Linked DNA regions of Homo sapiens: all the other regions are linked to region 2. The links are chromatin contacts, found by Hi-C or POLR2A ChIA-PET in ENCODE. All regions are on one chromosome and are shown on one strand. Each heading gives the region's core, a stretch centred on a gene start or an enhancer-like site at or near the end of the contact. The rest is flanking DNA. Distances are from core to core; before and after follow the strand shown.

Region 1 (4,621 bases), core at 128-2,627, 280 kb before region 2:
AGATTCCTCTATCAGAACACCATCCCCCAGGTCTCCACCTGTTGTAATTCTACCTATTCTTGAAGGCCCAGTTCAAAATTTACTTCCAATTCTCTAGAGTTAACTTGCAATAACAGTTGTTGATCAATTCCAACTTAATTCATTTTACAAATGAGTAAACTGAGCCTGGAGGTCAAGGCAGCTCATCTATGATCACACATTCCCAAAGCTAGCCAGTTTCAGAGAGAAGTCTACAGTCCTTGCTCTCGGGTGTCTTCCCCCTTCCCCTTCCTCATCTTGGCCGCCAGCCTCCACTCCCTTCTGATTTCTCGTCTTCTTTTTCCGTAGAAATCAACGGAACCCAGATTTGCCCCAACGACCTAGTGGCGTTCCATGACTTCTCCTCGGACCTGGAGAACGTGCCACACCTGCGCTACCTGCGGCTGGATGGAAACTACTTGAAGCCGCCCATCCCGCTGGACCTCATGATGTGCTTCCGCCTCCTGCAGTCCGTGGTCATCTAGGCCCTACTCCGCCACCGGATCTGCTCTGACCGCACTTGAAGGCTGGGGCCCAGGCACCTGTGCCGGCCATTCGTTTTCTCTCTCTCCCTTTCTTTCTCCCAGCTTTGCCTCCCTTATCCCACCCTCGAGGCAGGGAAAAGCCATCTATTCTTCTGCAGCCTCAGGAGCGAGACTTCAAGGACTCAGTTTGGTTCCACCCAGTTGAAAGACACCCAGTGCACACCCAAACTCCTGGCCTTCTGTGGTTTCCCTTTGCTCCAGAAACACAGATGTGTCTAAAGACTTGGTGTCCCCTTCTCTCTCCTCCCCCACCCGCCACTCCTGGGTACATCTGGGCCGTGGACTATCTGATCTTGGTCCTGGCCGAGCAAACAGCCCGGAGGTAAGGTTCAGAAAGTCCCCCTGGGGACTCCTCCATCTTCGGCAGCTCTGGCTCAAAGAGGCCGAGAAACCCAGTTCTCCTGGGCCAAGGATCCCTTCTGGCAAAGCTGCTGCTCCGCCGCTTGGTTCCCCGGCACCAGACATCGCCCTGGCCCTGCTGGCCCGGGTATCGGGAAGGAGGAGCGAGGGAATGACGGAGGTAGGGTGCAGGGTCAGGGCTCCCGCAGGGGCCTGCATCTGGCCAGCAGGACACAGGGATGCGCAGGGCGCCCCCTTCTGTTCCAGGGTGAACATAGCACACGCCCTCCTGGCTGGGCCTCAGGAGGAACAGCCAAGGAGAAGAATGGCCCAAGGAACTAGGAAGCAGCCATGGGAGAGGGGAAGGGTTCAAGCCCGGGATGGGCCCGCGTGACGTCGATGGGTCCTGCGGCCCCCTTGCCCAACCTCGGGTTTAGGGAGGAGGGTTCACAGTGTTTTTGTGGGGGCGGGGGAAGGAAGAGGCAGCCCCGCCCCCGCCATCTGTTCTCCATCAGTGTGCGCGGCCCAGCCATTTCCACCCTCGGGAGGCGGCTCCTGAGAAACAGGGAGGAAGGGGCGGAGCACCTGGACGTCTCCCAGAAGCCCCTCCACGTTTGAAAATGCGCCTCCTCCTCGGAGACAGACGCATCGGTGCCACCTAGTGGCTGGTGGGAGTAACAGCTGGTCCCAGTCTTGCGCCTGGCCCTCTTCCTGGGGTGATTTTCCTCGGTGGAGGAGGCCCGTGGGGTCCCAACACGGAAGAGCCATGGGCCGTGTGCATGGTGTCGCTCTCCTCTAGGGTCTAGCGGGCACAAACGTCCCCAGGCTGGGCTCATTCCCATCGTGAGTGAGCCCAGGTGAGGACATAGTCGGCTCCCGTTTGTTGTAGGCCCTTCCCAGGTGCCTTCTCAGCTCCCTCATCTGTAAACCGAGGAGGTGGATAAGATGCTCCCGGCCGGGCGCGGTGGCTCACGCCTGTAATCCCAGCACTTTGGGAGGCCGAGGCGGGCAGATTATTGCCTGAGCTCAGGAGTTCGAAACCACCCTGGGCAACATGGTGAAACCCCCGTCTCTACTAAAATACAAAAAAATTAGCCAGGCATAGTGGCGCGCGCCTATAATCCCAGCTACTGGGAGGCTGAGGCGGGAGAATCGCTTGAGCCGGGGAGGCGGAGGTTGCAGTGAGGCGAGATTGTGCCACTGCACTCCAGCTTGGGCGACAGAGTGAGACTCCGTCTCAAAAAAGAAAAAAAAAAGATGCTCCTCTGAGGTCCCTCCGGCGCTCATGTTCCGAGTCTGCAGCTCCACACTTTAAATCATACTCGAATGCAGGACAAGTCCTAAATATTTGCCCCTTCCCTTGCAGTAATTTATTTTCTGTATGGACTGTCCCTCCCCCAGAGGCTTCCCCACCCTCCATTGCCTGGCCCAGGTGAGCAGCTTGGCAGGTCTCCAAGTGGAACCCGGTCCAGACAGGGCTGCCTCGACTTCACCTTTCCCCCTAACTTCCTCCAAGGGATGCTGCCCCTTCTCAGCCCCCTGCGTGTGTATATTGGTGGGAGGCATAGAGGATGGATGTTCTAGAAATGAGTAAGACACAGTGCCCACCCCCAAGTTAGGATGAAAAAAGTTCCAGAGGTTTTTAAGAAATTGGATTAAGCTGGGTCCCTAACTTCAAGAAATTCCCATTATGCTCCTTCTCACCTTTCTTTTTTGCTAATTATGGAAAATAGGGCCCATTTCATCATAGCCTCCTTCCCCCGTGCTCCACTACAATCGCCGCATTCTTTCTAGCTGCAGCTGGTTTCTTCAAGGCTCCTGCTTAAAGTCCACACGTTATTATGGCCGAAAGCAACCTGGTGCTTCGGCCTGGATAAGAGCCCCTTCTGCATCTTATTCACAGCTTGCAGCCTCAGCCCCTTTGATGAGGCCCTCAGGGGAGAGGTCATTACCTTGATCCTGCAAACCCAGACTCGTTGAGCAGCAACGCAATCACCATCATCCCACTGCCCAATCTAGAATATGTCTGCTCTCCTTTGCTCTCTGCAGCTGTAAGCCAGAGGGGATTCAAGGTAAATAGGCTTTACAGGCTCCCCTCCTCCAAACACACACAGAATGGGCTGGTTTCTTTCAAGTTTAAAAAAAGCCCCCTTCTCCATGCACAAGTTCATTCCCTCCATGCTGTCGTCATCGACATATACAGGTGTGTACGTAGGTGTATGTGTGTACTCTGCACGTATATCTCTTCTGTCTTGAAGACCCTGTTAACTTTGTGAAATAACTTCCACATTTCAACACACTTCACAGTACAGGAAATAAAGTAATATGAAAAACACCCTGCGTGAACTCAACGGTGTGAACAGGTCAAGAATAACACTTCAAAGTCATCTTGCCAGCCAGGCGTGGTGGATCACGCCTGTAATCCCAGCACTCTGGGAGGCCAAAGCGGGCAGATCACCTGAGGTCAGGAGTTCAAGACCAGCCTGGCCAACATAGTGAAACCCCTTGTTTACTCAAAATACAAAAATTGGCTGGGTGCGGTGGTACATGCCTGTAGTCCCAGCTACTTGGGAGGCTGAGGCAGGAGAATTGCTTGAACCCTGGAGGCAGAAGTTGCAGTGAGCCGAGATCGCACCACTGCACTCCAGCCTAGGAGACAAAACGAGACTTCATTTAAAAAAAATAAAAATAAAAATAAAAATAAAGTCATCTTGCCACCCACCCCCTACCATTGAGCCACCATGCCCAGCCCCAAAGCCTCTTAATTGCTCTAACAAGATGAGTGGGGAAAAGATTATACTCTTAAGAAATTCCTACGAAAGCTATCCAAAAGCCTTTTCTTTCCTCTTTTCTTATTATTTTTAAATAGAGGCAGGGTCTCATTATGTTGCCCAGGCTGGTCTGGAACTCCTGGCCTCAAGTGATCCTCCCACCTTGGCCTCCCCAGAGTGCTGGGATTACACACGTGAGTCACCATGCCCAGCCCCAAAGCCATTTCTTGAAGAATTTCTCGCAAACTCACAACCCTCATGAAAAATTAATCCTCAGTTCCACGAGACTGCCCACCCACAGACAAAAAAATATATATATTCCTAAAGTCGGACCAGAAATCTGACAGCTGCCTTTGAAACCCAAAGCCTCGGGTTCTTTCAAGCTACATGTACTAAATTGTCGAAGGTCTCCCAGGAGCTCTGTACTGAGGCAGACACAGAAAGACACAAAACGGTCGTCTTTCCTGCCCAAGTAAAGCTTACAGACTAACTGGGGAGATGTAGTGTGCATACAAAACAGTAAAAGAGCCATCTCAAGGACAGAGAGCATAGACCAAGTCATCTGGAATGGTCTACATGCCATGCGGAAGTCCACCGAAGGGTTAGAACAGGGTGTCCCAGACTCTCTCTTCTGAGGGAAGGTTGGTTGCAAAAGTGGGATTCATGACCCTCCCAGGCTACACCATCTTCTTTAGAATGAGAACTGCCAGGTGACGCCCTCGCTGCTCCTACCTGGCTACTAAACATCGACTTCGGTTCACTTCACGGATGTTCAGTGGATATCGGTCACATGCCAGGTCCCCAGCTACGCATTCAAGGATGGATAATATACATAGCAGCACATCCTTGAGGAACTCATACCTTGGTAAAGGGAAAGAAATCCATGAATGGATACCTCTGTGTCCTAAGTGTTTGTAATAATGCTGTGTGTCAGGCCTCTGAGCCCAA
Region 2 (4,876 bases), core at 476-2,975:
TCAAAAAAACAACAACAACAACAAAATACACCCCATTTCCCAGGAACGAGTGTTTTTTGTTGTTGCTGTTGTTTTTTCCCCGCTATTATGATGAATCATTTCAGCTACCTACTTTTTGTTTTAGTTTGTCAGTTTGATTGGATTTTGCCCCATGGGGAAGGAAAGGAGAGCAGGATGAGGGGCACAGCCAAGGCCTGGAATCCTGGCACTCACCTGCAGTCTGAGGCAGGTAACTTGGGCAGCTGCCTCTGAGGTGGTGATTTCCCTGAGATGTGGGGGCAGGAGAGAATTGGACAACCAGAGGGAAGATTGGTCTAACTGCAGCAGATTGGGTAGATAAGATAAGTGAGGCCCTGAAATGATCACATGCAATGGAAAAGTTCTTTAAAAAAAAAAAAAATTTTTTTTTTTTAATTAGCAGTCATGGTTCTGAGGTTTGGTTCCATGTGCCCTTTCCGTGTACTGCCTTCCGAGGTCCTGATTCTCACAGTCCCTTATTGGTTCCAATGGCCCAGGACCCCAGTCCTTGCCACCAGCATGATGGATCTTGTGAGTAGTCCTAGTTCCTACTCAGACCTGATCCAAAGGAGAAGTGGGCAGAGACCCAGGTTCCAGCTCCAGCACCAGCTGCCTCTGAGCCATTTCTGCTTCCTACCAGGTGAAGCTCCTGGGAGGGAAGGGGCCCAGGACCTGGAATGATAAAGCTCCCTGGAAAGCCAGCCATGGCCAGTCTGCAGCCCCTGGGGACTCTGTGAGAGTCTGGATGCAGACAGGCCAGGGGCTGCCACCTCAGGAAAGCTGAGGACCTCAATGTCCACTGGGAAGAGATGGGAGGGAGGCATGGTTCTAGGAGGGTACTGCTGGTCTGCCCTTCCATTCATCTGGGAATCCATTTCCTTGTGGAAAGTGCAATCAGAGAGGTTCTTCACATCCTTACAACAGTCTTAGTGGCCCCTTCTCTTTGGACTCTCCCAAGATGCAAAGAGTGTTTCCGGAGATTAGTAGGCTCAAGAAGGGAGGGGAGTTAGCAATAAATTTTGAACAATCTTCAAACACTTTGGGTAGCTCTTAAGGATGAACTTGTTCAGCTTCTGAGACAGGTGTGTGACAAGTAAGACTGTGACTGATCTTCAGAAGAGCCCTGAGAACAGGAGATCACCAGCAGCCAGGAGCTGTGGAAGGTTGCCTTGGGGGAGCAGGGGTCCTGCTAACCCAGCATAACTTCTATTCTTAAGGTAGTACCCAGAGCAGAGGTTCCCAAAACATGAAACACAGATGAGCTCCATCAAAATCACCTGAAAGCTCCATCAAATTCACCTGGAAAGCATCGATAGCCAAAGCCTGCCCCCTCTGCAGCCTCCACCCACTGAATCAGAAGAGGGTCCCGGAGATCTGCATTTCACTCTAAAAGGCAACCTCCAGTGCTCCTTAGACTTGCTTAGAAAATACTGTAAATCTGAAGACTTATACAACTCTAAGTGTCTCAGAAACTCAGGGTGAAGAATCACAAGTTCTCTACTACCCTGCCCCATTTTTAATCACACTCATCACAGACCACAGAGCACCTGGCAAACCCAGGAACGGTGGGTTGAAGATATGTTTTCTTCTAGCAGATTAAGAGCTGAGCAGAGTTTCCTGTGCCCTGTGCTTCATTAGCACATTGGTGGTGTCGTTTCCGGTGACTGACTCTCTGTTTCCATTCTGGCAAAGTGGTTTGCTCTTTTCACTCTGCTTTGGGTGTTGAAGGAAGACGAGCTTCTCACGGAGCCTCTCTTGAGCCTCTTGGCAGTTTCCCCCTCTGTGCCCCTCACGTTTCCACCAGAAACGTGAAGGCAGAGGCCACAGATTCTCCCTGAGCCACCTCACTTGGAAGCACCATGTCCGGATGAGATCGCACTTCCTGCAGTGGGCATTAGCCACGTCCAGGTAGAACCAAACCTGTTGCTTTTGTATGTTGGGTCAACTTGGCCTGACGTTTCAGAGGTAGACACGAGATAGGGAGTTTGTTGCGGGGGTGGGGAGAAGTGGTAGACATGCTGGCTAACTGATTATGATTAAGAGAAACTTAGAAGCTGAAGCCAGAGAGCATCTCAAAGGTTCCTGATACAATGGATGGTGTCACTCCAACCCTTTCGACAATCAGAGGGAGGACCTTGGAGTCCAGCACTCTGCATGTGACTCCCCGCAGCCTGGACAGGTGAGTGACTCAGGGTGGTGAGCTCCACCCTGCCCTGATTTAGGCAGAAGGTCCTAGTCCACCCTTAGGAGCTTCTTACACAGCAGTGCTGCCACCTCTCAACACCCAGGCTCGGTCTACTAAACCACCAAACTCTAGGCTTGGAGGCATTTGCTCAGGGGTGCTAGGGGGAAAGGAAGGTATTGAGGAAAGAAAGAAAATATTGTGGTAGAGGAAAAACTGTGATAACACTGGCCCTTAAAGCTAGTTGCTTAGACTGGTTGGATTTCTCACCTCTCGGAGGCCCTGAACCCTATCATCAGTCTTTCCTAGGTGTCACCATGACAGAAACAAAAGGCTGAGTTTTCCAAGGATGTGTTTTGAGATCCAAAAACTTGTCATGAATAAAAAATGTAGTGATAGATGTAATAAAGATACGTCCTTAGGACGTAAAATCTTACAGAACTAATCATGGGTATGAATTACTGCTACTACTTTCAATCTCATACAAACAAAATTAAAAATCCATCCACAGTTGAAACTTTAAAAACATTGGCAGCTGACTGGGCGCGGTGGCTCACACCTGTAACCCCAGCACTTTGGGAGGCCGAGTGGGGCGGATCACCCCCACTCTTGAACCAGCCTGGCCAAGACCAGCCTGGCCAACATGGTGAAACCCCGTTTCTACTAAAAATACAAAAATTAGCCGGGAGTGGTAGCATGCTCCTGTAGTCCCAGCTACTCAGGAGGCTGAGGCAGGAGAATCACTTGAACCCGGGAAACAGAGGTTGCAGTGTCATGTCATTGTACTCCAGCCTGGGCAACAAAAGCGAAACTCTGTCTCAAAAAATAAAATAAAATTGCAGTCGTTTGGGGAAATAAATGTTATTATCATGGCAAACACATGTCACTTGCTGGTAGATATGAGCATCAATGAGCAATGAATCAGAAGCCTGAAGCATCTCTCCAAAACTATTTCTTCATTTATTTTTATTTATTTCTAATTGGCAAATCAAAATTATATATATTTATCATGATAGCCTGTTGTTTTGAAATATGTATACATTGTACAATAGCTACATTAAACTAATTAAGATACACATTACTTCACAATTTTCTTTTGTGGTGAGAATACTTAAAATTTCTCAGCAATTTTCAAGAATATGACACATTTTTATTAACTATAGTCATCAACACTTTTTTTGTTTTGTTTTGTTTGTTTTTTTTATTTTTATTTTTTTAGACAGAGTCTCGCTCTGTCGCCCAGGCTGGAGTGCAGTGGCGTGATCTCGGCTCACTGCAGCCTCCACCTCCCAGGTTCAAGCTATTCTCCTGCTTCAGCCTCCTGAGTAGCTGGGATTGCAGGCATGTGCCACCACCCGCGGCTAACTTTTTTTTGTATTTTTAGTAGAGATGGGGTTTCTTCATGTTGGTCAGGCTGGTCTCGAACTCCCTACCTTAGGTGATCCGCCCACCTCTGTCTCCCAAAGTGCTGGGATTACAGGCATGAGCCACCGGGTCTGGACCATCAACACATTTTTATTAACTATAGGCATCATGTTATACAACAGATCCCTTGAATTTTTCTTTCTCTCTAACTGATATTTTGTACCCTTTGACCAACATCTCTGCAACCCCTCCCTGGTAACCACCATTCTACTCTCCACTTCTTTTTTTTTTTTTTTTTTTTTGAGACAAAGTTTCACTCTTGTTGCCCAGGCTGGAGTGCAAGGTTGCAATCTAGGGTCACTGCAACCTCCACCTCCCAGGTTCAAGCGATTCTCCTGCCTCAGCCTCCCCAGTAAATGGGATTACAGGCATGAGCCACCATGCCTGGCTAATTTTGTATTTTTAGTAGAGTTGGGGGTTTCTCCATGTTGGTCAGGCTGGTCTCGAACTCCTTACCTCAGGTGATCCGCCCACCTCCGCCTCCCAAAGTGCTGGGATTACAGACATGAGCCACCATGCCCCGCCTTGGTAGTTCTATTTTTAATTTTTGAAGAACCTCCATAGTGTTTTCCATAATGGCTGTACTACACTTAAAACTATTTCTATATTAATTCATTTGTTTATTAATTCATTCATTTAACAAATATTTATCAGGGCCCTACTAAGTACCAAGCACTGTTTAAGGCACTAGGTGAACAGGATAAACAAGTCCATAACCTCCTGAAGATTATAGACAAGTGGGAGAGTCAAATAATGAACAGAGCTGAGCGTGGTGGCTCATGCCTATAATCCAAGCCTTTGGTAGACCAAGGCAGGAGGATCAATTGAGCCCAGGAGTTCAAAACCAGCCTGAGCAACACATGGAGACCCTGTCTCAAAATTTTTTTTTTTTAAATAAAAAAATGATAAACAGATAAGCATATGAATGTATAATATCAATCAATCGGGCTGGGTGAGGTGGCTCACGCCTGTAATCCCAGCACTTTGGGAGGCCAAGGTGGGCAGATCACCCAAAGTCAGGAGTTCGAGACCAGCCTGACGAATATGATGAAACCCCATCTCTACTAAAAATACAAAAATTAGCCAGGCGTGGTGGTGCGTACCTGTAGTCCCAGCTACTCGGGAGGCTGAGGCAGAAGAATCACTTGGACCCAGGAGGGGGAGGTTGTGGTGAGCCAAGATCATGCCATTGCGCTCCAGCCTGGGAAACAAAAGCGAAACTCCATCTCAAAAAAAAAGATATATCAATCA
Region 3 (4,863 bases), core at 390-2,889, 420 kb before region 2:
ATGCTGCCCACTAGTGGCTAGAAGGCAGAACTGTGAGCCTGCATGTAAGGCAGGCCCTGGGACATGGGGTTTGGGACGGTGGTAATTAAGTTTCTTCGTACTTGGGTCTGAAATAAGAGAACAAAGCCTACTGCCTTTGACCCCTGCCTACTGCATCAGCGTGATCAACTGAAACTCTCTCCCTTTCTCTCTGTGCTGCAGCCATTTTCGCTGTCTAGAGCCTCAGAAGCTTCCTTGTGCATTAGGGTGTGTATGCATGCTGCTATCTTTGCCTGGACCTGCCCTTCCATCTCTTCGTCTGGATTACTATGCTCTCACTCTGTATCTCAGAGTATCTAGGCCAGGCTCCTTGATAATCCTGGTGTAGACCTATGCTCATCGTCACAGCTCTTTCTCAGTCTAACTACATGATCCTCAGTGTGATTTTTTTGCCGTTGTTCAAGGACTGTCACTGCACTGGACTACAAGCCCCCAAGGGCAGGGGCTGTTTGCTTTTGTTCTCTGCAGTATCCCCAGTTCCTGCTCAGTGGCACTCACTAAACATTTACTGATGAAAAGTGAATTTTGAATTGGAAATTCATAAAGGAACTGTGAATGCTAGCAGAATGGATTTGGGTCCATCTCCAAAAAAAGTAAGATGATCTTTCTCTATTTATGACAGCCAGTGACCCACAAGCCTCCTGCATACACCTAATAATCCAACAATACAAGGATCCTTAGGACAGCACAGTGTAAATAATATTGCAAAACTGACAGGCTGGGGAGACAGACGGCCAGGGTCAGATCCTGGCCTTGATGCGTCCTTCCTGGGTGACCTCTGTGTCTTTGTTTCCAGTTTCCTCCTCTGTAAAATAGTGAAAATAATAATCTCCATGGTAGAGAATGGTGAAGAATACTAAATAAGTAAAGCCCTTAGCACATAATAAGACTGATCAAATGGCAGCTGAAAGAAAAAGAGTCAACTGAGCCTGAGGGACAGTCTATTCTTGCTACTCTGTTTCTTACAAAGCACTGGGTTTAGAAACAAGGGAAGCCTTGCAGCAGGGCTGGCTCCCATTCCTCTCCCTGCTCTGTCTTGGTTGGGATGCTCATGGGAGCTGCAAAGAAGCAAAAACGGAGAGGCAGAGGATTCCTCCTTATAGTTAGATAATTCCTGCCCTATGTGCCACATCTCTGTCTCCTCCACATGGCATCTTCCTGTACTGGAGATCCAAGGCAGAGGGGCCTTATCTGCTGTCCTTGAGGAGAGGACTGTGATTAGAGCTATGATTTCTTTCTGGTAGTTTCACACACTAGCATTCCTGCCTAACTCTCACGTCAGAGAAGTATAGTCAAATTAGTTTACTTTGGCTTAAGATGGAGTTGTAACATTTGCAACATGCTTGGTACAGAATTTAGTGCCCAATAACTATCAGTTGTTATTTCCCTATCAGAAAATAGTGGATTGTTCTGAAGGCACAAGCCTAGTCTGCCCTCCTAACTTATGCGACATTTGCTAAGCACCTATCACAACATCTGGCACTCAAAGGCTTTCACGATATGAACACAGGATGAATGAGAAAACAAATGGGGGGTAAAGGTTTGTTTTCCTCTTCCAGGGCCAACGGGCTTTGGCAGGCTTGGCTGCCCTCAGATCTGCACAGTTGCCACTAGAGGGCAGAAGCAGTTAAGACAACAATACCCAGGACTAGCCAGATCCCGAATTACCGGCTTTGCAAGAGAGGATGGTGGAAAGGGTTGAAAAAAAAACCCCAGTTATTCTATATCTCTTGGGGACCATATGGAAGGGAATGTGTAGAGAGGATTGAAGTTAGACTTAAAGAAGAACTTCCAGAACACAGTTTGCTAACTACAGCTTTTATACAAGTGACTTTTTTTTTTCATTTTTTTTTCCTCTTAGCTTCATCTGCCCGAACAGAATAGATGAGAAAGAGGGCTCATCAGTCCAAGGCCTGTGTGACCTGCGACCTCACCAGGTCCTCCTAAAGTAACCCTCCTGCAGTCTGCTTTAAATGACTCCACTCTTGTAGATGCAATCATAAAATAACTTTATTGGTCAGGTTAGCCACCACTCATGCTTTTCCTGTAATAAGGATCCTTTATAAAGGCATGATGGTGTTCACATGCAGATGCTTTCTGAAGAGCCCTGGGGCAGGGGGCAGCCTTGCCCCTCACATCGGAGCTCCTTTGTTGAAATGAGCTGGTTTGGCTTTTGTGGATTCCAGGTCTGGAGCCAAGAACGTAGTCCAAAGATCCCCTCTTCCCTTCTCAGGGAAGGTGCTTCAAAGCATACACAGTATCAGGGATGTGATGGCATCTGGGCAGAGCCTATACTTGGGCTAACTCTCCTCCAACAGTCCTTGCCCCTGACTGCCCAGATGGCTTTGTCCCAACCTTGCCCAAAGGGCAGGTGGGTTAAGCCCCAGGCAACATTACCTTTTGAAATGGGAAGAATTAAGTGCTCCCCAGCCAAACTATAAAGCAAAAGCCACCTTCACTAATGAGGATATAGCTCAGAGATGTGAAAGCAGAGGGTTGTATGCCCAGCACAGGCAAGATTTGGCTGCCTGGCCTGGGCTTCACGGACCCCAGCCAGAGCTGGTACTTTTTAACTATGGCCTTAGGACAAACCAGGTGAAACAGATTAACCACATCCTCCTTCTTTGGGCTAGCAAGTCCAGGGCTGCCTGGAGTCTGTCTCTACCATCAGGATATAGAATCTTCCTGCTTGGATAAAAGGAGAGGACAAACTGTGTTTCTCATACTTTAAAAACCATGTGGCCGCTACCTTTGTGGATAAAAACCCAGGTAGGATGCTGTTTGGAATGCAGAAAGTGCTGGGCAAGAATGGAACTACTGGGGCTGCTTTCTCAACTCAGCCAATTTGAGGTGTGTTTGGCCCATTGCAGATGCTGATGGTAAGCAAAGTCTGGCCTTTCCTCTTCTGAAGTCTTATCCACCTTCAAAGAGCTACCCAGCTGCCAAAATATAGCCCTATACATTGATCTAAGCCTGAGGTTGGCTGTCTCCTCCCACATCAGGTCATGAATATTATCATCATGCTGGTGACCTCCAATCTGGTGGCTTTCCAGGGGTGAGGTTAGGGAGGTATAGAAGTGACTCCTGGTGTCCTTTCACCCTCAGACACAGTGTGGGTTGTCTCCACAGGTTGCTGGGCAGATGCTCACATGCCTTGGGGTCTCCTGACTCTGCTTAAGGCACAGAAGAGGCATCTGTGGAGGAAAGTGGAGTGGGTGAAGTGGATTTCAGAAGAGGCAGCTGGGCAAGAGGTATATTTTGAGAAGCAACAAATGGGAGCCCAGAGTAACTGCACGACCAGCCCAGCACAGAGGGAGAGCTGTCAAGTGCTGCTCACAGACAGCCAGGGATTGTTAGAAAAGTATGGTTATATACTATTGCCCATGCCACTTTTGAAGTTCCATGACCTCAGATCATTGGGAAGAACTTAAGAGCCGTGAGATTTATGGGGTTGGAACATCCAGGGATCCTTCCATCTACCACCACTTCTGTCCCTGGAAAAGAGTGAGCTTCTGCCTATGTCCTCAGCAGAAGGCTGCCTGTCCCTGATCGCCCCCCCTAACCCCACCTACAGGAAAGAAGACTACAGAGGGTGCCCGTGGACTTCTGTCACATGGTCCATCCTGGACCTTCCAGCAAAAGCCAAACCAAACCATCAAGCCAAATGCCACGGGGGCTCTCCGCCCAGTACCCGGTGCCAGGGCTGCTCAGATCTCGATGAGGCTGGCAAGGCGCAGGCAGAGGGGCGCGTCGGCAGGCATGGCGCTGCGCTTGATCTCGTTCCCGTCCAGGCGCAGCACCTGCAGCTTGGAGAAGTTCACGACGTCCACCACGGTGCAGAAGCTGCTGATGGAGAACTCTGTGGGGACAAGAGGAGCACGGGTCAGGGAGAGAAGCCCAGATTACGAACCTGAAGCCACAGTGAGATTAGCCTTTGTGAAGCAGCTTAGATAAAGGGGTGGAAGTTGGGGATGGAGGGCAGATGTTTTCCAGGATTGGAGTCATACTTACTGGCGCCACTAGGGGCAGAACTAGGGACAGAGTGAGGACTGTGCCTGCGTCTGCAGCTCACCTCCTAACCACCAACCTGAACTTTACTCTGCAGGCCCAGGAATGTTCTTAAGCGTCCTTCCCTCTGGGACATTTTTTTTTTTTTAGCAGGATAGGGGGGCAGGTGGGCAGCTGTGGGCAGCAGTAGGAAGCAGAGGGTAGCCAAAGACCAACCGTAGACACCTTGAAATACTTGATTGTTTTTGGAGAGGGAGGGCTTTGCTGAATTGCTGTGAGAAAGAAGACTGGGGAAATGGAGGGACTTAATACTTTACAGATAGAAAAAGTGGCAGGAAATTAAAGAGAGAAAGCCTGGGCCGAGAGACAAGTGTCTTTGTGTGCCAGGGCTTTGAGTGGGTTGCACGTCTCCATTCTAAATACTGCCAGAGCAGTGAGCAAGGCTCTGAGTTTAAAGGAAGCTGGGGACTCATAGAGCACTGGGGCTGCTAGGGACCTCAAAAGTCAAATAAATAATTTCCCTGCCTCCTGCATTTAATATGATTACAATCTACTCCCTTTTTTAAACCTGAAAAGAAGTCTCCTAAGATTTTCCCCTAAACCGCAGAATTCTAGTAGAGACAATAGTTCTGCTTGGATGGTATTAGCATAAATCTTTCTGTTGCTATTAACCCTGTTGTCCCTCTGGTTGTCCTCTTTGACAAATCAACCACTCTGTCTCCAGTCTACTGGGTCAGTAACTTGAAAGGAAAAGCCAAGAACTCAGCTAAAACTTCAGGAGAGATGGCAAAAGTCACCATTGAAAGCTGAGGAAGC

Evidence for each region. Hi-C counts contacts between places; a loop is a spot of excess contacts on that map. ChIA-PET counts read pairs that join two places held with the same protein, here RNA polymerase II (POLR2A). Pooled maps may share reads with other maps.
Region 1: a loop to region 2 is called in a pooled map, with 3 times the contacts of the local background. The contact joins the enhancer-like site here to the promoter of LAX1 in region 2. A Hi-C loop is called at or near these places in 6 of 50 pooled maps.
Region 3: a pooled map shows a loop between it and region 2 (2.1-fold over the local background). The contact joins the enhancer-like site here to the promoter of LAX1 in region 2. A Hi-C loop is called at or near these places in 2 of 50 pooled maps. POLR2A ChIA-PET finds 5 or more read pairs at or near these places in 2 of 52 experiments (activated B cell and activated CD4-positive, alpha-beta T cell).

What each region holds. Positions count from the first base shown.
Region 1 is chr1:203,486,379-203,490,999 of GRCh38, forward strand. It overlaps PRELP (proline and arginine rich end leucine rich repeat protein), which reads left to right. Exons shown (of 3, transcript NM_002725.4): 3 at 328-4,621. The coding sequence ends at 503. Among named protein-coding and RNA genes, the nearest start is that of OPTC, 5.5 kb to the right of the region's middle. Within about 2 kb of position 1,378, at least 33 of the 41 ENCODE cell types and tissues checked have a DNase peak (open chromatin) inside an H3K27ac peak, as active enhancers do.
Region 2 is chr1:203,763,458-203,768,333 of GRCh38, forward strand. It overlaps LAX1 (lymphocyte transmembrane adaptor 1), which reads left to right and starts at 1,726. Exons shown (of 5, transcript NM_017773.4): 1 at 1,726-2,197. The coding sequence starts at 2,109. RefSeq lists an enhancer at 1,609-1,968.
Region 3 is chr1:203,338,597-203,343,459 of GRCh38, forward strand. FMOD (fibromodulin) reads right to left here. Exons shown (of 3, transcript NM_002023.5): 3 at 2,032-3,898. The coding sequence ends at 3,747. Among named protein-coding and RNA genes, the nearest start is that of FMOD, 10 kb to the right of the region's middle. RefSeq lists an enhancer at 3,795-4,297. Within about 2 kb of position 1,640, at least 4 of the 41 ENCODE cell types and tissues checked have a DNase peak (open chromatin) inside an H3K27ac peak, as active enhancers do.